Regions from separate parts of the Homo sapiens genome. Here region 1 is linked to region 2. Evidence: read pairs that join two places in POLR2A ChIA-PET (ENCODE). Cell type or tissue: HepG2. All regions are shown on one strand.

Evidence for each region. Peaks named below come from ENCODE experiments on the same cell type or tissue, not always from the same donor. Only the 100,000 strongest peaks of a DNase experiment are listed, where the experiment ranks them.
Region 1: POLR2A ChIA-PET joins it to region 2 with 12 read pairs; 2 of 35 experiments call an interaction of 5 or more read pairs at or near these places.

Annotation. Positions count from the first base shown.
Region 1 is chr1:228,858,595-228,863,594 of GRCh38, reverse strand. No RefSeq gene overlaps it. Among named protein-coding and RNA genes, the nearest start is that of RHOU, 130 kb to the right of the region's middle. In HepG2, no CTCF peak of the experiment used is centred here; DNase peaks (open chromatin) are centred at 2,304 and 3,004.
Region 2 is chr1:228,961,585-228,966,584 of GRCh38, reverse strand. It overlaps LOC105373143 (a long non-coding RNA gene), which reads right to left. Exons shown (of 3, transcript XR_949234.2): 2 at 3,590-3,722; 3 at 1,288-1,384. Among named protein-coding and RNA genes, the nearest start is that of LINC02815, 190 kb to the left of the region's middle. In HepG2, no CTCF peak of the experiment used is centred here; DNase peaks (open chromatin) are centred at 1,974 and 2,234; H3K4me3 peaks cover 759 bases.

The DNA of each region.
Region 1 (5,000 bases), 100 kb after region 2:
CTCCAGCTGCCCCCACACTGCCTTTCTCAGAAGCTTTCCTTGCACCCTCCCCAGGCAGAGTCGACCCCCTTCGAGCCTCCATTGTGTCTCCTGCACACCTGAACTTCCCAAACTGGGTTGGATGCTCTCCTCGAGTTTCCTGTAGCTCCTATGCTCACAAGGATCGTGGCACTGTGGGGTAATTGCTCCAGTGCTGCCTGCTTCCTTCTTAGATTCAAACTCCTTAAAGGAAAAAGCAGGTCTTACTGAAAATTAAAGTCCCAGCTCTTGCATAATGCTGGGCACACAGCTGGAGTCCTGAAGAATTTGCTGGATAGAGGAATGAATAAACGTAGCCCTTAAGCAGTGAGTTCCTGTCTCTCTCCTTCCTTAGTAAATCAGGTCATTGGGAGCATTTATCTTTGTGTCTCTGGTGCCCGTGCAGAAGCTGGCCCTTCACAGGCAGGCAAAGGTGTGTTTCACTCACTTGTTCTGACTATTCCTGAATTTGGATAACTCGTAGTCCCATGTCTCTCTGAGATTCTAACAGGACCCAGGGACAACCTATGGGAAGACAGGGGTAGTGTGGGAGTGGGGTTTCTTGGAAGCCCACCTTGCTGGGATGAGTGACTCAGGTTCTCCCAACTTTGAAGTTCAGGGCCCAGCTGCAGGCGGCCCCCATCCCGCCCTGCGCTAGAGGGCGTGTGTTGGGTGGAGGGGGCACACATGCCAAGGAGGGGCGGTGAACATTGGGTGCTTGGGAGATGGAAGGGTCAGCACAGTGCAGACATAAAAAACCAAATGGCAGAGCCCAGGAGAGAGCATTTGGTGGCAGGTGACACTCACGAGGATCAGAGTCTCAGCCCACTTGGCTCAGGTGCTCCGACCAGCCCCTCTGCTGACCCTGGCTCCGAGCCCTGTGACCTGGCAGTGACTTTCCTCTTCTTAGAAAAAGGAGGAGGGTGGCTAATTGAAAACAAACCAACTGCTTCTCCTCTTTCCTCAGCCCTCAGGAAAAGCATGTAATCATCTCCAGGATTTAGAGATCTTTTTCTTCTAAAGTCAAGGGAAACTTGTTGTTCACTCCAGCCATCTTATTGCTCCTGAATTGTGTGGTCTGAATCCTTGTCTGCTGGAAGCTTTGGACAACACACTGATCAGAGCACTAAGTTTGGAGTCCAAGCCGTGGTTCCCTGTGCCTCAGTTCTCCCACCCAGAAAGCAGTTGATCCCTTGGTCCAAGTGGCAATGATGCCCAACAGAACTTTCTGTGGTGCTATCCAGTATGAAAACACTCGCCACATGTGACTTTGCAGGATGGCTAGTGCAACAGAGGACCTAATCTTTAATTAAATTGACTCATTAATATTTGACTAACTGGACTGCACAGCTGTAAGGTTGAACCTGCTCTGACGTTACATCCCATTCCCACAAGCACACCCTTTGTCTCTCTAATTCTCATAGCCACTTTCTCCACAGAGGGATAACTTGGATTATATAGTCTATGTGAAGCCTTTAAATATGGGACATGGGTCAGAAAGGGCAGAATGCAGTGTCAGAAAGACAGCTTTCTTTGAAAGTAAAAGACAAAACTGAAAATGATGCACTGGGGAGGAGAGCCTTCCGCCCACCCCCTCTTCCCTTTCGTAATCCTGCAGAGACCACACGGTGTTGCAAATCAAAGTCTGCTCTCTGGCCAGATGCAGATAGGAGCAAAACTTTCATCTCTTTTCTTGCTTCTACATAGTGCTCCTTTTTGAACCTAACACCCTCCCAGCCTGCCCCTTGGATCTGTTCTAATAGCAGTGATTGGAGCTGTTGTGCTAGGACAGGTGGCTCCATGAGACAGGAGCTACCACGGTGCAGTGAGGACACCTGGGAGCGCCCAGAGCTCCGGGACACATAGGCTGAGAGCTGTGCTCTGGTGCCCATCATCCCTGCAGGCACTGCCGGCTCGGTCCCACCCAGCCCACCCCAGGGCTGCACAGGGTCCCTGTCCTGGGACACTGGTTTTCTACCCTCAGGCATGTTTGCTGATTCTCCCAGACCCTGGCCAGTATTTTTCTCCCAAAAGCCTTCCTGGCATACCCAGCTGGCACTGCCCTCTCCTTTCTTGGACCCTGCTGTGCAGCAACGTTTCAGAGTCATTCTGCACCTTCAGTTCTGCACTAGAGTCATTCTCCAAATATTTCTGTGCTATCTCAGCTAGATCAGAGCCTCCCTATAAGCAGAGGTTGAGTCATCTATTTCTTTTTTATCCACTTGTGGCACCAAGCTCAGACTTTGCTCTGCACTACTTACTCACCCAGTGCTTACTGACTGATTTATTGACCCAGAACCATGGCGAGAATGCAGTCAAGCTATTACCGTGAACTTCACAATGCAGGCACGTGAGCTAAGGTGACAGGGGTTGAACCCAGATTGCTCGCTGGGGCTTTTGTTCTTGCTCTGACTCTACTACCAGCTCAGGTATCAGAACACGCTACCCTATTCCCAGGGGCCCCTGTTTGGTTCAGACCGCACAGTCCCTGCTTTGCAGGGCTTCAGGGACCACACCAAGGAAGGCCACTGTGAACATCATAAATGGCACGCTGAATGGCACTCATTGTTAGTATAAAGTGCAGGTACGTTCTGTACAGTGAGATTAGACGGGTTACTCAGAGCCAGCAGCCGGGACACACCTGTTCTTTTTCTCTGCATCAAAAATCCCTCTTTTCTCTGCACACATTTCTTCTCTCCCAATTTCCACGAGGTGGCTAAGGGCCTTCCTGGACATTTCTTAGACTTCTTAGAAACTCATCTAGAAACTCCCTGATGGGTTTCTAAAATTATAAATTCACTGGCACTCAGCAAATCTACATTTTACATAAGAGAAAGTCAGCCTAGAATAAAAACTTGCCTTTTAAAAGCCAGCTTTTCTGCCACCACTTCCATCCCTCTAGACTGCTGTCTCTTGCCATAGATTCTCCCTCTGGACCCTTCTGGATGTCTGCCTCACCATGGAGCAGCCCTTGGACCCTCAGGCTGACTGAATGACTCATACCTGGGTCAGCCCTCTTAGAGGGACTGCTCCATGCCACTGCATAAACAGAAGAAAAGGTCGGGCGTGGTGGCTCACACCTGTAATCCCAGCACTTTGGGAGGCTGAGGTGGGTGGATCACGAGGTCAGGAGTTCAAGACCAGATTGGCCAACATGGTGAAACCTCATCTCTACTAAAAATACAAAAATCAGCCAGGTGTAGTGGCATGTGCCTATAATCTCAGCTACTCAGGAGGCTGAGGCAGGAGAATCGCTTGAACCTGGGAGGCAGAGGTTGCAGTGAGCTGACATCGTACCATTGCACTCTAGCCCAGGGGACATAATGAGACTCTGTCCCACACCCCACCCCACCCCCCAAAAAAACCCAAAAAGCAAAAAACAAACAAACAAACAAACAAAAAACAGAAGAAAACACCACAGTGGAAAGGCCTGTGAAAGGAAAATAAAATCTCGGGACTCCAAACTCACTATGCCAAAGGGAAAAGTTAAGCTTGGAAACTGAGTCATGCAAAAACTCCCTTCCTTTTGTTCCAAGACAGCTGTAATTTCGCAGGCTGACTTTCTCTTATGTAAAATGTAGATTTGCTGAGTGCCAGACTAATGCTTAATTGACTCCTCCGCTTTCTTTTCAGGTGTAAAATGTAGATTCACAGAGCCTCACAAGAATTGTAACCACTTGTCTCATTGCCTACCCTCCCTCCTTTTATTTTTCCTTTTTCTTCCCCTCCTGATTGCTCTTTCCCCTTTAAACACTGAGGTTCCCAAAACTCTATCTGGAAAAAGCATAGGATACAGATTCTACTGTGATTTATGTTTCTTTTTCTCTGGTGCCTCCTCAACCTTGGCAAAATAAGCCTCGAAATCAATTGAGATCTGTCTCAGTCACTGTGGTTTACAGACCCAACTCCTGCACTTAGGTAGTCAGGAGAGCCGACAGCACAGATTAGGGGCCTCCTTAGCTGATTTCGGTGACCACACCCATACCAATTCTCTGACTCCAACACAGCCTGGTTCGCAAGACTTCATTATCCTGTTGCAGACTTCTCAGCCACAATTGACACAGGCCAATGGGGCCTAAAGTTCTCCTTAGTTTTTCTGAAAGTATTAAGAAAGTTTGTGTAGAAAGGTAATGCACACAATTTCTGCATTTCTGCCCTGCAGTAAGGCTCAGAGCTTATGATGTTTAATTGTATGTGTCAACTTGACTGGGATAAGGGATGTCCAAAGAGCTGGTGAAACATTATTTCTAGGTGTGTCTGTAAAGGGTTTCCAGAAGAGACAGCATTTGAATCAGCCAGAGCAAAGAAGATCTCTCTCTCTCCATGTGGGAAGGCATCATCCAATCCAATGAGGGTCCATATGGAACAAGAAGGTGGAGGAAGGGTGAATTCTTTCTCTTCTGAAGCTGGGATGTCCATCTTCTATGGTATTCAGACATTGGAGCCCCTGGTTGTCCCTCAAACTCCCCTCAGGCCTTCAGCCTCCAGTTAGAGCTACACCATCAGCTCCCCTCGTTCTTAGGCATTTGAACTTGGACTGAATTACACTACTGGCTTTCCTGGTTCTCCAGCTTGCATACCGTGGGACTTCTCAGGCTCTATAACTGTGTGAGCCAATTTCCATAGTAAATCTGTTCTTTCATATATATACATATCTCCTACTGGGTCTGTTTCTCTGGAGAAGCCTGACAAATACAGACGTATCTGTTCAGAACCACTTTTAATATCCCTTTATAAAAATCCTTCAGTTGCTACTTTGAATAATTAGCTGCTTTTGATGGGGATCATGATAATTCTCTTAAGTCATTTTTTTCTTTACTTTTTCTGATTAACTCCAAGTGCTGTACTACTACATGCTTTTCAAACTGGAGTACCCACAGCCCCATTTCTGGGCAGGAAGGATGCAAAACAGCAGAATAATGGTGTGTCTTCCTGGAGCATCAATTTCATTACAAGATTTGGAAGAAATGAAGTCAAGTAAT
Region 2 (5,000 bases):
CTATACAATAATGAAAATGGTGCTTCATGGAAGATCAGAAACGAATCACACAGACATCAGGTTGGGCAAGATAGGCCAGAAACTAAAGAGCATGCACATACTGTGTGATTTCATTTACATAAAGGTTAAAAACAGGCACAAGCAATCCAAGGTCTTAGAAGTGAAGCTGGGGGTGCTTTGGGAGGGAGGCACACTCACCTGGTAGGGTGTGAGGAGGGCTCTGGCATGCTGGTAACGCTCTTTGTACTCATCTGGGTGGAATGGCACGGGAGCGTTCACTCTGTAAAATGCTCTGAGTTGTACCCTTACAGATAGTGCATTTTGTGATGTGTTTGTTATATGTCAACAAAAGTTTTTTTGTTTGCTTGTTTGTTTTTTAAATAGAAATAAAGAAGAGGTGAACGTTGGGCTTGGTAGATGGCTCCAGCTCCTGGGCGTGCTTGTGACTGTATTTATGTGGATGGCAGTTCATTTAGCTCAGAAACATCTTCAGCTCTCAATGGAGCCAGGTTTGGCATGGGCAGCAATTTAATAGCTCAATCACAATTGCAATTTCATAGCACCTATGAAGCAGATTCTCTTGCAGAGAAAATAGGGGCCAGCACAGATGGGTGGTTCTCTTTACCAAATTCTTCCAAAATGCACACACTTCGCCCTGGGGCTCCTGTCTCCATGGGTCTTGAAACATCTCTGAAAACCAGCCTGCCCTTCTCTAATGCTTTTTCCCTTGTCCTGCAGACTTGAGAAGGGCTCTGTCTGCTAGATCTTTTGCAAGCCTCTCAGAAGTCAAGACACTCCTGAGCAGTTGCCATTTTTTAAGGCTCCTGGAAATACATACACTCAAGCCTGGAGTATTTCCAGGAATGGAGATATATGTGTGAGTGTGGGTGTGTGTGTATAAAATATATATACACGTGTATATATATATATATGAATATATATATATACACGTGTATATATATAGGTATATATATACACATACACACACATACTTATACAATACAGTGGATTCCTGAACAATGCAGGGATTGGGGCACTGACCCTCCATCCAGTCACAAATCTGCTTATAACTTTTGACTCTTTAAAACTTTAATTACTAATAACCTCTTGTTGACTGGAAGCCTTACTGATAACATAAACAGTTGGTTAACACATATTTTGTACATTATATGTAATAAAACTGTATTCTTATAACAAAGTAAGCTAAAGAAAAGAAAATGTTATTAAGAAAATCATAAGGAAAAGAAAATGTATTTCCTATTCATGAAGTGGAAGTGGATCATCATCAAGGTCTGCATCCTCATTTTCTTCACATTGAGCAGGCTGAGGAGGAGGAGGATGGGTTGGTCTTGCTGTCTCAGGGGTGGCAGAGGCAGAAGAAAATCTGTATATAAGACACACACACAGTCCTCCAAGACAAGGTAATAACAATTATGGTATATTTTAATTTTTCACATTTAACAAATTCATAGTTTTAGCATCGCTGTCTCCCTGTTCACCACGCACACATAAAACACAATGACCGTGTGGATGATCTTATTTAAAGATACAACTAAATCCCTAAATTTGATGCCTTTCTGAAGGTGGGGCAAAGACCAATAACGCATCTTTCCACCACTCACTACTACCCCGTTGCCAATGACAGCCATACGGAAAATGTTTTAATGTACTGCTCACAGCAACCACCTGAGCCCAGCATTCGGGTTCCCATTTCCATGGTGAATAACCAGGACTGTTAAGTGACTTCCTGGGGGTTCGCAGTGGCCTGCCGCAGACCCAGGCCTGGCCGTCTGTCCTCTCCCCTGTGCCTTGTCTTGGAGGCTCACTGTCTCTGGTATGGATCAAGCTGCTCACTCCAGCCCAAGACCCTTCCAGGAATGAGATTTATTTACACACAGCAGCAGTGTTTACAGACAGCAGGATGTGGCCTCTCTGAGTTGTCCTGTGGAAGCAGAATGCTGTCCTGCAGTGTGTAACAAGGGGAGGGGACATTTGGTCACTCCTCACTAAGGGACACCTCTTTTCCTTTCTCTCTAGCCCCTCCAGGATCCAAACACACTGAGCAAGCAAGGGCAGCTGCTTTGGGTTTTGTTCATCTGTTTTTCTTGTATTTTAATCAGTACACTGTAGGGTCGGAAGGGTCCCACCCACGACTGGGAGCTTGAAGATCTTTCCAGGGGCCGCTGGGTGGTTTGCTTCAGCTCATGTGACTCCTCCTATCACATCTGAAAAACTCTGAACTGAGTAAACTCACATTCCATTTAGGTGAGATAGCAAGTTCCAAATGATGAAAACAGTTTGCAAAGAAATGTGCTAGAATATTTTGAAAACAGCTTGTACTTGAAGGAATGCAGGGAGAGTGAGATTAGAGAGAGGGATTGCTTCAATCACTATCAGAAATTCCTGAGCACAATCTTTGGTATATGGGCACTTTTTTTCCTTATAAAAAGAAATGTGACTAAAGAGTGGAGAAAATGCCCCCTCCATTTGTCTTCTTGTGATCCTGCCCACCTCCAAGGTCCAGCTCAGCTATGACCTCCACTTTGGCCTGGATCCCACTCCAGCCTCAAACCTCACTCCTTCCTCTGAACCACTGACTGGCTGTGATATTTCCTTTGATACTTAATCTCATAAGGTTTTATATTGCATCGCTTATCTTCCAATAAGCAGATTGTGAGCTATTACAGTGCTGACAAAGATCAAATTAAGGCTGAGTCCAGTGGCCTACGCCTGTAATCCCAATGCTTTGGGAGGCCAAGGTAGGAGGATCACCTGAGCCTAGCAGTTCAAGACAAGCCTGGTAACAGAGTGAGACCTCATCTCTACTAAAAATAAAGAAAATTAGCTGGGCATGATGGTGTGTGCCTGTAGTTTCAGAGACGCCAGAAGCTGAGACAGGAGGATTGCTTGGGCCCAGGAGTTCGAGATTGCAGTGAACTATGTTTGCTACCACACTCCAGCCTGGGCAACAGAGCGAGATCTTGTCTCTTAAAAAAAATCACGAATACTATGTAGCCATAAAAAAGGATGAGTTCATGTCCTTTGCAGGGACATGGATGAAGCTGGAAACCATCATTCTCAGCAAACTAACACAGGAACAGAAAACCAAACACCGCATGTTCTCACTCATAAGTAGGAGTTGAACAATGAGAACACATGGACACAGGGAAGGGAATATCACACATCGGGGCCTGTCAGGGGGTGAGGGGCTAGGGGAGGGATAGCATTAGGAGAAATACCTAATGTAGATGGCGGGTTGATGGGTGCAGCAAACCACCATGGCACGTGTATACCTATGTAACAAACCTGCACGTTCTGCACATGTATCCCAGAACTTGAAGTATAATTTAAAAAAAAAAAAAGAAAAAAAATCAAACTGATGTTTGATGCCATAAATATTTGGTCAATATATATTAATTTTATATGTATAATTGTGTGCATTTCAAAGAAGAAATTTTAAAAATCCTAATTAAAATGGCTTTGGCTTCGAGGAACAGAAATCCCTGACTCCAACGTCCTTGTCAGTTAGAGATGTATAATCACATATGACAAGATGTTCCAAGGTGGTGCAGCTCCAAGTTTGGCTCACCTGATAACTCAACAACGTCTTTGGGGACCAGAGATCTACTCTTTCTGCTCTGCTGACTTCCACAGGTTGGATTGGTCTTCAGGACAGTTGCCCTCACGGTGGTAAGTTGGCTGTGCAATTCCAGATATCTCATCTAAAACAAAAAAATCCAGAAGAAAAAGGACTGCCTCTTTCTTGTGTATTTTTTAATTGTGCAAAACTCTTTCTCAGAAGCCCTCCAGTAAACTGAGAGGGGAGGAGATGGGAGGCAGGAGGATCACTTGAGGCCAGGAGTTCAAGACCAGCTTAGTCAACATAGCAAGACCCTATCTCTTAGAAAATAAAGGTAGGGGGTGGTAGGGGGAAATGACAAATATTGGCAAAGATGTAGAGAAATTAGAATCTTTTTTTATTGCTGGTGGGTATGTAAAATGGTCCAACCACTGTGGAAAACAATTTATCAATTTCTTAAAAGATTAAACAGAATTACCATATGACCCCAAAATTCCACTCCTAGGAATATGTGCAAATAAATTAAAATTAGAGACTGGGACAGATACTTGTACACCAGCAACAGTATTCACAAAAGCCGTAAAGCCACTGATGGATGAATGGATAAATAAAATGTGGTATGTCTGTCCAATGGAATACTATTCAGTCACAAAGAGGAATTAAACTTTGATATATGCTAAAACATTGATTAACATTAAGGAATAATGCTAAGTGAAATATGCCAGTCACAGAAAGACAAATACTGTATGATTCCACTTACATGAGGTACCTAGAGTAGGTAATTTCATAGAGACAGGAAGAAGAGGGGTTATCACAAGCTAGGAGGAAAGAGTTGGGAGCTATTATTTAATGGGTACAACATTTTTGTTGGGTAGAATGAAAAGGTTTTGGAATATAGATGGTGCTGATGGCTGCACAACAATATGAATGTGTGTAATGCCACTGAAGTGCACACTCACGAATGGTTAAAATGATAAACATTATGTTAGGAATATATTACCACAGTAAAAAATATAATGTCTGCCACATGAGTCTGCTTCTTTTCTTAGCTTCAAAGGTTATGGTGTTCTGAGTTTATTCTCTACTTAACCCGTTTTGCTTTGTTTTGTTTTGTCCTGTTGATTTGATTTTGTTGCAGCCATCACGATTTACACGTGACATTACAGGACAGACTTGTGGATGTGTCTGTTACACCTTCAGTAAGGGTCCTTCCATTTGGCAGAGGATTGCACAGATCCCAGAGGGGAACCATACTGACATAAAGGAGGAGCTTTCATCAGCTTAGCGTCAAAATGAGGAACATGCTGATTTTTTGTTACGCTTAAGGAAAACAAAAACAAAAAAATCCCCAAAAACCCGACAGTTGTCTGGTGTCGACTTCTTTTGCCTTTACTTTTGTATGTGTGTGCTTCATAAAAAA